Linked DNA regions of Homo sapiens: region 2 is linked to region 1. A link is a contact called in ENCODE Hi-C or POLR2A ChIA-PET data. All regions are on one chromosome and are shown on one strand. The core of a region is the stretch at or near the end of the contact, and the rest is flanking DNA. Distances in the headings are between cores, read along the strand shown.

Region 1 (6,170 bases), core at 1-2,500:
TAGGTTCCCCCAAACTACTTTCTCTAGTGAGTGACGTTTCTTCCTTACTGTTTAGTGTCTTTTAGAAAAAGAGAAAAGCAACCCGGATGGGTTGCAGGGTGTGGAAAGCAGGTGACTTGGTGCAGAGGAGTGGTGCAGGACTGCATCTTTCAGATAAGGTGGTTTTAGCTACCAAGCGGTTTGTTTACCCACTGTTGTTTTTCACCCAGAAAGAGAGATGCAAGAGTAAAAGAGTTGGAGGTGATAGAAGTGAAAATTTTTTTTTAAAGTTGTTCTCCTTTGAAGTACACAGATACCTTCACCAACACTAGTTAGGAATTAAAGGGCCTAGAGAGTTCCTGTGTCTGTGAACTGATGCTAATCTCTTCTTATAGGCAGATTTGGAAAGGAAGTCAAAATACTATCTTTGATCAGCTGCATATTTAAACGAACAATGCTTCACCAAACTCAAGTTTCAAAGTTGCTCTGAAAATCTGGAAAGGTAGCTGCTTAGCAGAGGTTGTCCAAAATGTATAAAGTTGATCAGGGAGTTATTAGGTTAGGGTATTTCCCCAAACAACTTTCAGGTTACAAACTGAAAGCAAGATAATATTTTCTGATTCATCTTTATGCTTTTAAAAAGACAGGTCACTTCGATTATGTCTTTTGTCTCCCATTATTATAGACATTCAGAATACCTTTTGTGAAGTTTTTGCACCTGCATAAGAAATGAATACTCCATAGTACTCCATTTTGGACATCCAGTGACCAATCATTTGAATGTGGGAGGGGATTTCTTAGGTGCCTTGACATATTCTTTCAAAGTAATGCATCTCTAAGGCTGACATAAAAGAAGCATTCTACTGGGCATGATGGCTCACGCCTGTAATCCAGCACTTTGGGAGGCCAAAGCAGGCAGATCCCTTGAGGCCAGGAGTTCAAGACCAGCCTGGGCAATATGGGAAAACCCTGTCTCTACTAAAAACACAAAAGTTAGCCGGGTGTGATGGCGCACACCTGTAGTCCCAGCTACTTGGGAGGCTGAGGCAGGAGAATCTCTTGAACCCGGGAGGTGGAGGTTGCAGTGAGCCAAGATTGCACCACTGCACTCCAGCCTGGGTGACAGAGTGAGACACCATCAAAAATAAATAAATACAAGAGAACGAGAGGTGGGGGGAGAGAGAGAGAGAGAAAGAGAGAGAGAAAGAAAGCATTCAATGATTCAATGTGAAAGTTGACGCATTTGGCCATGAAGAGAGGACTGTCGCACTCTGCTTCACAGAGAAAACCTGGCTGTGGCTTTGGGCATGCATAGCTCTGATAACATGTTTCAAGGAGCCAGGAGAGGAAAGTGAGGGCAGCTTTAGTTTTGAGAACTAGAGAAGAGAGGGGGACAAAGAGATACCAGAAGCATCCCTTCTACAAAATCTGACCTCATCTCCTCCCGCACCACCTATTTTTATATTTGACAGAGTGGATGGGTCTGCAGCTGGGAAGTGCAGCCAGATATTCTGGCTTAAAAAGACACGTCTTCACCCTTGCTCCCTACCCAACCTTTTACATGTGGAAGATGTCTGGCACTGTGCTTGTCACACAGCAGATCATTTAGCATCGTGGTGACCTTCTATCCTCTATCCCTCTCTAACCAGAAGCCCTGTTTCTCTAGAACTGACTGCCCTCGGCTCTTACTGCATTCAGCCAGTCATTCAGTCAGTTTGCTTTCCACTTATATTCGTCCCTTGGTATCTGCAGGGGATTGGCTCCAGGACCCCCAGAGATAACAAAATCTGACGATGCTCAAGTCCCTGATGTAAAATGGTGGAGCATTTGCTTATCACCTCCATATATCTTCCCATATACTTTAAATCATCTCTAGATTGCTTATCATACCTCATAAATGTAAATGCTGTGTAAATAGTTGTTATACTGCATTGGGTTTTAAATTTGTATTGTTTTTTGTTTTTTCTGAACATTTTCAATGCACGGTTGGTTGAATCCACAGATGTGAAACATGTGGATATGGGGGGCCACCTGTATTAAGCACCTACAAAGTGCTAGGCCCTGGAGAAGGCAGAGACACATCTTACCTCAAGAAAGGGGAGGTGGTCAAGTGAAGGCAGTGAGTGTGCACACCTCTGAAGGAACTTGGCCTAGAAGAGAGGAAGCCAGTGGCTCAGGGAGACCCAAGATTAAGCACTTGAGCTCTGAGAGGGAGGATCCAGAGTGAGGGAGGTGCAGGAGAGCTGTTTGGTTGGGCCCCCATGCCTGTTCTGTCACCTCTTCTGTCCCAGAGCCTGGAGACATTCTGGGCAGAGGACACCTACATCTTTGCTGATGATGTGATAATCTCCAAACCTCACTCCACCCTTGATGAAAATGGTCTTAGGAGACATACCTACCTTACCCTATAAGACTGTAAAGAGAACAAATGGGGGTGATGATGCTTCTGAGGCCCTTTAAGCACATTGTGTTTCAGTGCAGTGCTACTGTCAACCTTTTACTACAATGACAAAACACTGTAGCATAGGATGTAGTGTGTCCTTCCTTGGAGATTTGCAGGGAAGAGTGATCACTGGTCAGCTCTTTGCTCTGGAGGAGGCAAAACAGGAAAGAATGGAGGTCTTGGTTGTGGACAGGTATTACAGGGGCTCTTTTGCATTATTTTTCTGAATACAAAATGCTTCCCACCTCGGGAAGATTGAATCAGTGTATTTGGCCATTTAGAATTTCTCATGTCAGGAAAATTTAGTCAGCAAATGATGGGTGACTGTCCTCTGGGTGTAATGTAGCAACATGCTATGAACAAAGACCCTTCTGTAACAATAGTGGAAAAGAACTAACACCCACTATTTCTACTCTTCACTAGTAACTCTCCCTCCTCCCCCATCTTGCAACCCTTGTTTGTAGGTACTCGAAAAGATTCCATTCCACAAGTCCTACTCCCTGAGGAAGAGAAACTCATCATTGAAGAAACCAGAAGCAACGGCCAGACCATCATGGAAGAAAAGTGAGTAGAGCAGGCAAAACCTTGCCTAGTTTCTCTTGGGGCTGGCAAGAAGGTCTGGTAGGACGGGGAGCTCCTGGAGAGTCTATGATGAGGGACAACTCCTCCTTACCTGGGAATGCGGCCTGCTTTGCTGTGCATGCATTTGGGAGACTTTAGAGGGCTGCCCACTAACAAATGGAAAGAGGAAGGAAAAGCAGCGGTGACAGAGCCCTCCAAGGCAGCTCCAGCTGGCAGCTGCCCCTGCAGCCAGCTCCCCATCCAGTAAGCTGCTTCTGAGCACATGGGAATATCAATGCCCTGGATGGGTTTAGGAAGTGGCTGGGAATTCCAGCCACAGAACCAATTTCCTTGCCCGGAGAGATGCCACTCACATGTTTTGAGTCAGAAGCTGTGCTTTCACATTTTTGACATCATTTAAAATCCTACAGCAATCCGGTTAGATAAACATTACTCTCACCACTTTCACAGATAAAGAAACTGAGGTACAGGAAGTTCAGGGAAATTATGTCTCTGACTTACCTTTACACAGTAGTGTGGGTGACCTAATGGGGGAAAATCAGGTTAAGTACCTTCTGGCTCATAAAATTAACACAAAGTAGCCAAATAATTCATTTGTCTAAACTTGAGTCATTTCTGAAGTCAGGCCTAAATTTGCATAGGACAGCATATTTCAAGGTGCTTGGCATTGTCAATGCATTTTACATCTGATGTGTGAAGTGATACAGCAAAATGGTTAAGTACTTGGGCTCAAGCAAAAAACAGTGTGGTTCAACTCCCACTTCTGCTACTCATTAGCTGTGTGACCTGGGGCAAGTTGCTTCACCTCTCTGTGCCTCAGTTTCCTCATCTGTAAAATAAGGATGACGGTAATGCTTTCAGAGTTGTTGTGAGGTTAAGTGAAATAAGTATAAAGGCTAGCTCAATAAATAATGTTAGTTAATTCTTATTATAACGATATTCATTTTTACAACTTTGTGAGGTTTTCAGAAAATGTGCTATTATCCCCATTTTACATGTAAAGAAACTAAGACCAAGAGAGGATGAGAAGGAAACTGGTTCCCAGAGAACAGAGGACTAGTAAGTGGCAGGATCAGAACCAAAACTTAGATCTCCAAAATCTTTGTCCAGGGAGAGACCCAGAGAGGAAAAGGCTGTTCTGCAACCCAGTAATTACCAAAAAATTACTTTTTTGGGTACTGTATGGTTGAGATATTCCAGAAAGAATGCCTCTGACTTTGTGTCATGTGCAGTCAGAGAACTGGGAAGGGCAATGTCATAGCACAGATACTGTAGACTAGGCAATCTTGTGATACCTCTCATTATATGATAGGTGATGTTCATTCCTGCCCCAAAGCTAGAGAAATCAAAACCTTATGACGGGAATTGAAAACGTCGAACTCCTAAAAACAGAGAGCAGAATGGTAGTTTCTAGGGACTGAGGGGAAAGGGGAAATGGGGAGATGTTGGTCAAAGGGTACCAAATCTCAGGTATGCAGGATGAATAAGTTCTGGAGAACTAATGTACAGCATGTTGACTACAGTTGGCCCTCTGCATGCGTGGGCTCTGCATCTGTGGATTCAACCAACCCCAGATCAAAAAGATATTCAGAAAAAAATGGATGGTTGCATCTGTATTGAACATGTACAGATTTTTTTCATACCTAGTAAAGTTTTTCTTTTTCCGCCTTTGTTGAGGGATAATTGACAAAGGTGTACAATGTGATGTCTTGATATATGTATGCACTGTTATACCATATTGTTTTTTCCTAAGAAATATGGTATAACAAATATTTGCATAGCATTTACATTGTATTAGGTATGATAAGTAATCTAGATATGATTTAAAGTGTATGGGAAGATGTGCATTGGTTATATGCAAATACTATGCCATTTTATGTTAAGGACTTGAGCATCTGTGGATTTTGGTATCCATGGGGGTCCTTGAACCAATACCCCATGGATACCGAGGGAGGGAAGACTGCATAGTTTACAATGGAGTATACTTGAAGTTTGCTAAGAGTGTAGATTTCCACCACACACATACAAAAGGTAACTATGTGAGGAGATGGATATGTTAATTAGCTTGATTATGGTAACCACTTCACAATGTATACATATATCAAGACATCACATTGTACAGCTTTGTCAATTATCCCTCAACAAAGCTAGAAAAAGAAAAACTTAGTGACGGGCCCTAGTCTCTTGTGTTTTGTTCACCCAAGCTGGGAAGTGAGTAGAAAAGGAGGAGGGAAGTATAGAAAAGGTGTAATGACATTGCATTTAGCTAAGCATGTGTGGTGGTGGTTGTTCTTCCATCAAAGTCAAGAAGATGGAAACCATTTAGAGCAGTACCATTCCCAATCAGCTAGAAAGTCCACTGTTTTTCAGGATCTGTATTTTTATAAAGTGGCTTTTATTGTTAAGTATTTTAACAGTACCTCAGTGCAAGCCATTTGTCTCTGAATTTTATCTTTATTTTCTAGGAGCCTTGTTGATACTGTTTACGCCTTGAAGGACGAGGTCAGAGAACTGAAGCAGGTAATAAAATATAAAATCATTTTCTCGGGTAATAGAACCATTCTCTTTTTCTTGCCTCACGCTGCTCATGCTTTCAGGGAAGGCCTAGGAGCAAGGTAGCGAGGGGGGATTTTTGTTTTCCTTGTGTCATCAAGGTAGGTTTTGTTGATTTTATCATGTAAGCCTTGAATTTAAATTTCCGAGGCTTGCTTGTATTTCTATGTAGTAGTTCACAATAGAGTCCCAAAGTTAGTTACAACTTTCCTGTTCTCTGACATCCATAAACAGACTTTAAGAAAAGACTAGTCATTCATGAGTGTGTAAGTGTAAAGAGAACCATTCATCATGGTTTGTGGGCTTTTCTGCCGATGTGGCCTAGTGCTCCGTGATGCACACTGTGCCTTGTGTGTGAGGACTGACTGTATCTGGTGACAGAGTGAAGGATGGATGCGAGGGGAGAGAGACCAGGGACTAGAAGACCACTTAGGAGGTTCTTACAAAACTCAGGGTGAAACCTGTCAGAGTCCTGAACTGAGGCAGGGTAATGAGGCTGGGGAGGAGGAAACGAATGTAAAGGATGGCATACTGCAGAGTTTGAACCTATGGACGAGGATAATATGATTTTGAGATTAAGAAAGAGCCAGGGATTAAAGATGAAGCTTCTTCC
Region 2 (6,230 bases), core at 3,219-5,718, 41 kb before region 1:
GATCTTTCTTCTTTCCTAATATATGCATTCAGTGCTATAAATTTCCCTACAAGCACTGCTTTCACTGCATTCCGCACATTTTAATGTTCTTCTTTCATTTCCATTTAGTTCAAAATATTTTAAAATTTCTCTTGAAATATCTTTTTAGAAAATAAATGTATTTTGAGATGTGTTGTTTAATCTCCAAGTATTTTTCTGTTATTGATTTCTAGTTTGATTACATTGTCGTCTGAGATCATAGATTGCATGATTTCTATTCTTTTAAATTTGCTAAGGTGGGTTTTATGGATCATAATGTGGTCTGTCTTGAGGAATGTTTCATGTAGGCTTGAGGAGAATATGTAATCTGCTGTTGTTGGATAAAGTAGTCTATAGATGCCAACTCTATCCAGTTGCTTGATGGTACTATTGAGTTCTAGTATGTCCTTACTGATTTTCTGCTTGTTGGATCTCTCCATTTCTGATAGAGGGGTATTGAAGTCTCAACTACAATAAATTTATCTATTTCTACTTGAAGTTCTAGCAGTTTTTGCCTCACTTTTTTTTTTTTTTTTTTTTTACCAAGTATTAAATCACAGGAGGAATTTACTCCAAGAATGCCAGTCAACATACTGGACAATGTCTTTAACTATAGTTTACAACAATAGTTTACAACTATGATGGCCTTTTATATAGCTACTTCTAATGTCAGTTCTCACTGAAATGCATAATATTAAAATATAACTCAGCCAAAGAAAATGTTTCTTTTGTTCATTTCTTTTGTTCCTTTGTTCATTTCTTGGAATAGCAATTAGCAAGTACCAATGTGTGTAAAATGCCTAAAAAATACACAATGCCATTGTCAAATATGTTTGAAAAACACAATATCATATTGGCCCTGCTTAGAGATTCAAAATATATTTATCATACTAAAAGTTCTAAAAAGCTATGCATAAAGAAATTTGTATAAATTATTTAACAGTTTTTCATAATTGTTATTGTCATTCTTTGGGAAGTTAGATATATCAATATACTTTCAGATTTATCAATATACTTTATTCACCTGGTCTTTGAATGAGAATGGGTTAAATAAGCAAATTTATTGTCATTTGCACTGACAAGGAACTAGAGTGTTAATTTTTTTTTATTATTGATTGAAGGGAGAACGCTTCCACTGCAATTTTGATGGAAGAGTTTTCATTTGATTATAAAAGTTGTGCCTCATGTAGTTTGATTCTGTTTTTAGGCACATACATATTAAGGACTGTTATGTCTTGTTGGAGAACTGACCTCTTTATTATTATGTAATGCCTCTTTTATTCCTGATAATTTTTCGTGCTCTAATGTTTGCTCTGTCTAAAATTAACATAGCCACTCCAGCTTTCTTTTGATTAGTATGAACATGATATCTCCTTTTTCATCCCTTTACTTTTAATTTATAAGTGTCTTTATATTTAAATTGAATTTCTTATTAACAGCATATGGTTGGGTCTTATTTTTTGATTCACTCTGAAAATGTCTGTCTTTTCATTGGTACATTTAGACCACTGACATTTAAAGTGATTATTGATATAGGTGGATTAATGCCTACCATACTTGTTACTGTTTTCTATTTGTTGCCCTTTTCGTTGTTCGCTTTTTGTCTTCCACATTTTTTTGCTTTTTGTTTTAATTGAGCATTTTATATGATTCCATTTCTCTTTTTTCACTTATCAGTTATATTTCTTTAAGAAAAACATTTTTAGTGGTTGCTCTATGCCTTGATAGCTAGTCCCAGTTCACTTTCATATAATACTATACAAAGATACATACTATATTCGCAGGTAGTGCAAGTACCTTATAATAACATAGTATTCCTAATTATTACCTCCCATCCCTTGTATGATCGCTGTCACTCATTTTACTTACACATAAATACACATTAGTATATACACACACATAATCAAATACATTGCTGCTATTATTATTTTGAATAAACTGTTATCTATTAGGTCAATTAAAAATAAGAAAAAAGTTTTTATTTTATCTTTACTTATCCCTTCTCTAATATTCTTTCCTTCTTCATGTAGATTCAGATTTCTGACCTATATTGTTTTTCTTCTCTGTGAAGAACTTCTTTTAACATTTCTTGCAAGGCAGGTCTAATGGTGACAGTTTCCCTCAGTTTTTGTTTGTCTGAAAAAGTCTTGATATGTCTTTCACTTTTGAAGGATAATTTCACAAGATACAGAACTCAAGGTTAGTGGGTTTTTCTCTCAACACTTTAAATATTTCACTCAACTCTCCTCTTGCTTGCATTGTTTCTGAGGAGAGGTCAGATGTAACTTTTATTTGAACTTCTGTATAGATAAACTGTTTGTTTCCCATGGCTTCTTTCAATACTTTTTTCTTTATTTTTGATTTTCTGGAGTTTGAATATCACATGATTAGAATTTTCTTTTGCATTTATCCTACTTGGTCTCTGAGCTTCCTGGATCTGTGATTTGGTGTCTGACTAATTTTGAGTAAATTCTCAACCACTATTGTTTCAAATATTTCTTCTATTATTTTCTCTTTCCTCTCCTGATATTTCCACATTACATGAATGTTGCACCTTTTGTAGTTGTCCCACAGTTCTTTCATATTCTCTTCTATTTTTACCCCCAGTCTTTTTCCTCTTTGCTTTTTGGTTGTAGCAGTTTCTATTGACATATTCTCAAGCTCAAAGATTCTTTCCTCAGCCATGCCCAGATCACTATTGAGTCCATCATGTGCAGGCATTCTTCATTTCTGTTACAGTGTTTTTAATCTCTAGCATTGCTTTTTGATTCTTTCTTAGAATGTCTGTTTCTCTGCTTATAATATCCATCTATTCTTGCACGTTGTCTACTTTTTCTGTTAGAGTCCTTAGTATATTAATCACAGTTACTTAAAAACACTGGTCTGATAATTCTAACATTCCTGTGTTACCTGACTTAAGTTCTGATGCTTGCTTTGTCTCTTCATACTGTATTTTTTGCCTTTTAATATGCCTTGTAAATTGTTGTTGGAAGCCTGACATGATGTACTGGGTAAAGGAACTGTGGTAAATAATCCTTTAGTAATGTGGTGGTAAGGTGTAGAAGGAGGGGAAACATTCTATGTTTCCAGATTAGGTCTCAGTTTTTAATGAGCTTGTGTCCCTGGACTGTGAACTTCACCCGTGCTTCCTAGTTCTCCCGCTTAGGTGGGACAGGATGGCTAGAAAGGGCTGGAGTTGGGTTATCTTCCTTCCCCCATGTGGAAGGCTAGAGCTGGCTGGAGTTGCTTATTGACCTTCCCCCATAACAGTTAGCATCTGATAAAAATTCAATAGGTTATGCTCAGGCCGGGCGCAGTGGCTCACGCCTGTAATCCCAGCACTTTGGGAGGCCAAGGCAGGCGGATCACCTGAGGTCAGGAGCTCGAAACCAGCTTGACCAACATGGTGAAACCCCCATCTCTACTAAAAATACAAAATTAGCTGGGCGTGATGGCGCATGCCTGTAATCCCAGCTACTAGGGAGGCTGAGGCAGGAGAATGGCTTGAACCCAGGAGGTGGAGGTTGTAGTGAGCCGAGATTGTGCCATTGCACTCCAGCTTGGGCAACAAAAGCGAAACTGCGTCTCAAAAAACAAAAACAGAAACAAACAAACAAAGCAAACAAACAAACAAAAAATAGGTTATGCTCTGGTAAAATAGTTTCTCCTGAGGGCAGACCTTGTTAAGAAGAATAGAGTGCTCTGGCATATTCAAAAAGGCAACTTTTTCCCTCCCTCTGCCTGAAGCATGAGGGTATTTTCCTCTAATCTTCACTGAGAGAAACTGGAGCTTAAACTCACAAAAGTGTGAGTGTGCTGTCCTAATATTGGGCCCCTGGAGTTCCTAACTCTCAGACTTGCCTGTACAGAGCCCCCAGAAGTTTGTCAATTACAGTGTAGGTTTTTCTGCCCTAGTGCTGGTTCCTGTGGAGGCTTCTGCTTGTGGACTTCTGCTCTGGTAATTTGTGATTCTCTTTATCTGCCTGTTTCTCCAATTTTTGGAGTAGCAGTTTTCCCTGTGACCTCTCTTTTCTGACAGATTTAAGAGAAAACGATGGTTTATTTCAGTTTGTTTAGCTATTTCCTTCCTGTTAGGATGGAGTAATGACTTCTAAGCTCCTTACATGTCAGACTGAAAAATGAAAGTCTTTTTTTTCTTTTTTAAAATAGGCATTTATAAGTATATAGTTTTCTTTAAGCACTGTTTAACTGCACCCCATGAGTTTTTGTATGTTGTGTTTTCATTTTCATTCATCTCAAAGTAGTTTCTAATTTCCATTCTCGCGCTTGGACTTTCTATAGAGGGGAATATTTCTATTCCATTACTGGGTTAATTTCCGAGAACATCAATACCTCCAGAACCCTGCATTTACACTTTTAGAGGGTAGTTTCTGAGGAATAGAGGAACTGAAAGTAGACATGAGTGGCTGGGTATAGGGGTTACAATTTAAGCCCGAGCTTTTGAAGCCATCCTGTGTTCTTCTAAGCCAGTGATTCTCAACTGGGGGCAATATTGCCTTTCAGGTGACATTTGGCAATGTCATGGCAATGATATGGGCATTCCATCACAACAAAGACTTATCTGGTTTGAAAGGTTAATAATGTTGCTATTGAGAAACCCTTTTTTAACCCTTTAAATTGGTAGGTCTGTTTCCCACTTACCCAGCACCTATCTGTACAGTGTGTCACTACATCTTCATAATGGTCCCCCAGGTAGGTGCAATATCATAATCTGAGATGATGTAAGCAAAGTTTTAAACTGAAGCAACCTCTCAGTCAGCAGCAGAGTCAGGACTACCACCCTGCACTCCAGTGGTTTCCCAGAGAACCCACGGTTACCAGGATCTCCACTTGTTTTGACCATTCCACCTTTCAAAAGCAGATCATCATGCATTGTCTTGTGAGTATATGGCTGGCATATTGGTAGGCTAATACACTTCTCCTAGTTAAGGACACTTCACTCTGTCTTGTAACTCTCTGTTTAATGTCTCTGCAAATACAGTATAAACTCCCTGTGGGCAGCACGGCAGTTGGCAGAATAGGCACTCAGTCGATTTTGTTGAATGAATTAGAATATATGAAAGAAAATATACCAGAATGTTAACTGGGTTGTCCCTAAGAGCTTAAATGAAGGTTTTTAAAATTATTATTATACTTTAAGTTCTAGGGTACATGTGCACAATGTGCAGGCTCGTTCCATAGGTATACATGTGCCATGCTGGCCCACTGCACCCATCAACCCGTCATTTACATTAGGTATTAAATGAAGGTTTTACCTGTCACTAGAAGAGGCTTGGAAATGGGTTGTGACATGACCCTAGAACTGGTAGGGGAAGAGAAATTGTGATCCCCCATATTGGTTGTTTTGCCTATAGGATTCTAATTACATTAATAATAATAATGATAATTTTTATTTCTCTTGTTAAATTCCTCACACTTCAGCCTACTTTGTTCTTTGAATTGTTTATGGTAGCACCTTTTGCCTTTAAGAAAAGACTAGTTTTAACTCTGCTTAAAAATTCACTGTATCCTCAGATTTTGTTCCCCAAAGGTCTTATCACAAACATAACTTAAACAAAAATCTCTTGTGATGTTTGTTATCACAGTGATCCTTAAATTATACTGACATTAAGTCTCTATGTCTAAGGTAGCTGGCCTCAATTTTCTCCTCCATAAAAGAGGAATAATGATTCTTTGTTAACTAACTGAGAACTTCCTGAGGATAAAATCATTTACAGCACATGAAAACATTTTAAACAGTACTGTGGGGTTTGATGTGGTCTCACATCTGTAATCCCAGCACTTTGGAAGGCTGAAGCAAGAGGATTGCTCCAGACCAGGAGTTTGAGACCACCCTGGGCAACATAGAGAGATCCTGTCTCTACAAGAAATAAATAACCAAGCAGTACTGTGTAAATCGCAAGGCCCCTTCAGTTATGGGCAACTGAAAAATTGTATTCATATGAATTGTGCAATATAACCAGTTGTCATGCAATAATTAAAGTAGTTTGCTAGATTGAAAGAAAATGCATTCAGATTTTGTGTTCCTTGCTTGCAATGGTAGCCTGAGTAAATAGGACCTTTTTTCTTCCTAGTAATTTGGTTAAAAGATCAAAGCTACATTTTGCCTTAGACTATCGTGATGATTATAATACATTGACTTTTTTTTCCATAGGTGTTACAGAACATCCTGGACACTGAAAAAGAATATG

The links. A loop is a pair of places that touch in the nucleus more often than their neighbours do. ChIA-PET counts read pairs that join two places held with the same protein, here RNA polymerase II (POLR2A). Pooled maps may share reads with other maps.
Region 2: a loop to region 1 is called in a map with no recorded cell type, with 5 times the contacts of the local background. The contact joins two enhancer-like sites. A Hi-C loop is called at or near these places in 3 of 37 single-sample maps with no recorded cell type and 6 of 50 pooled maps. POLR2A ChIA-PET finds 5 or more read pairs at or near these places in 2 of 52 experiments (T-cell and activated T-cell).

The regions. Positions count from the first base shown.
Region 1 is chrX:136,668,836-136,675,005 of GRCh38, reverse strand. It overlaps ARHGEF6 (Rac/Cdc42 guanine nucleotide exchange factor 6), which reads left to right. Exons shown (of 22, transcript NM_004840.3): 20 at 2,887-2,986; 21 at 5,470-5,524. Among named protein-coding and RNA genes, the nearest start is that of CD40LG, 24 kb to the right of the region's middle. RefSeq lists an enhancer at 800-859. Within about 2 kb of position 1,250, at least 4 of the 41 ENCODE cell types and tissues checked have a DNase peak (open chromatin) inside an H3K27ac peak, as active enhancers do.
Region 2 is chrX:136,713,334-136,719,563 of GRCh38, reverse strand. It overlaps ARHGEF6 (Rac/Cdc42 guanine nucleotide exchange factor 6), which reads left to right. Exons shown (of 22, transcript NM_004840.3): 7 at 6,194-6,230. Among named protein-coding and RNA genes, the nearest start is that of ARHGEF6, 64 kb to the left of the region's middle. Within about 2 kb of position 4,468, at least 2 of the 41 ENCODE cell types and tissues checked have a DNase peak (open chromatin) inside an H3K27ac peak, as active enhancers do.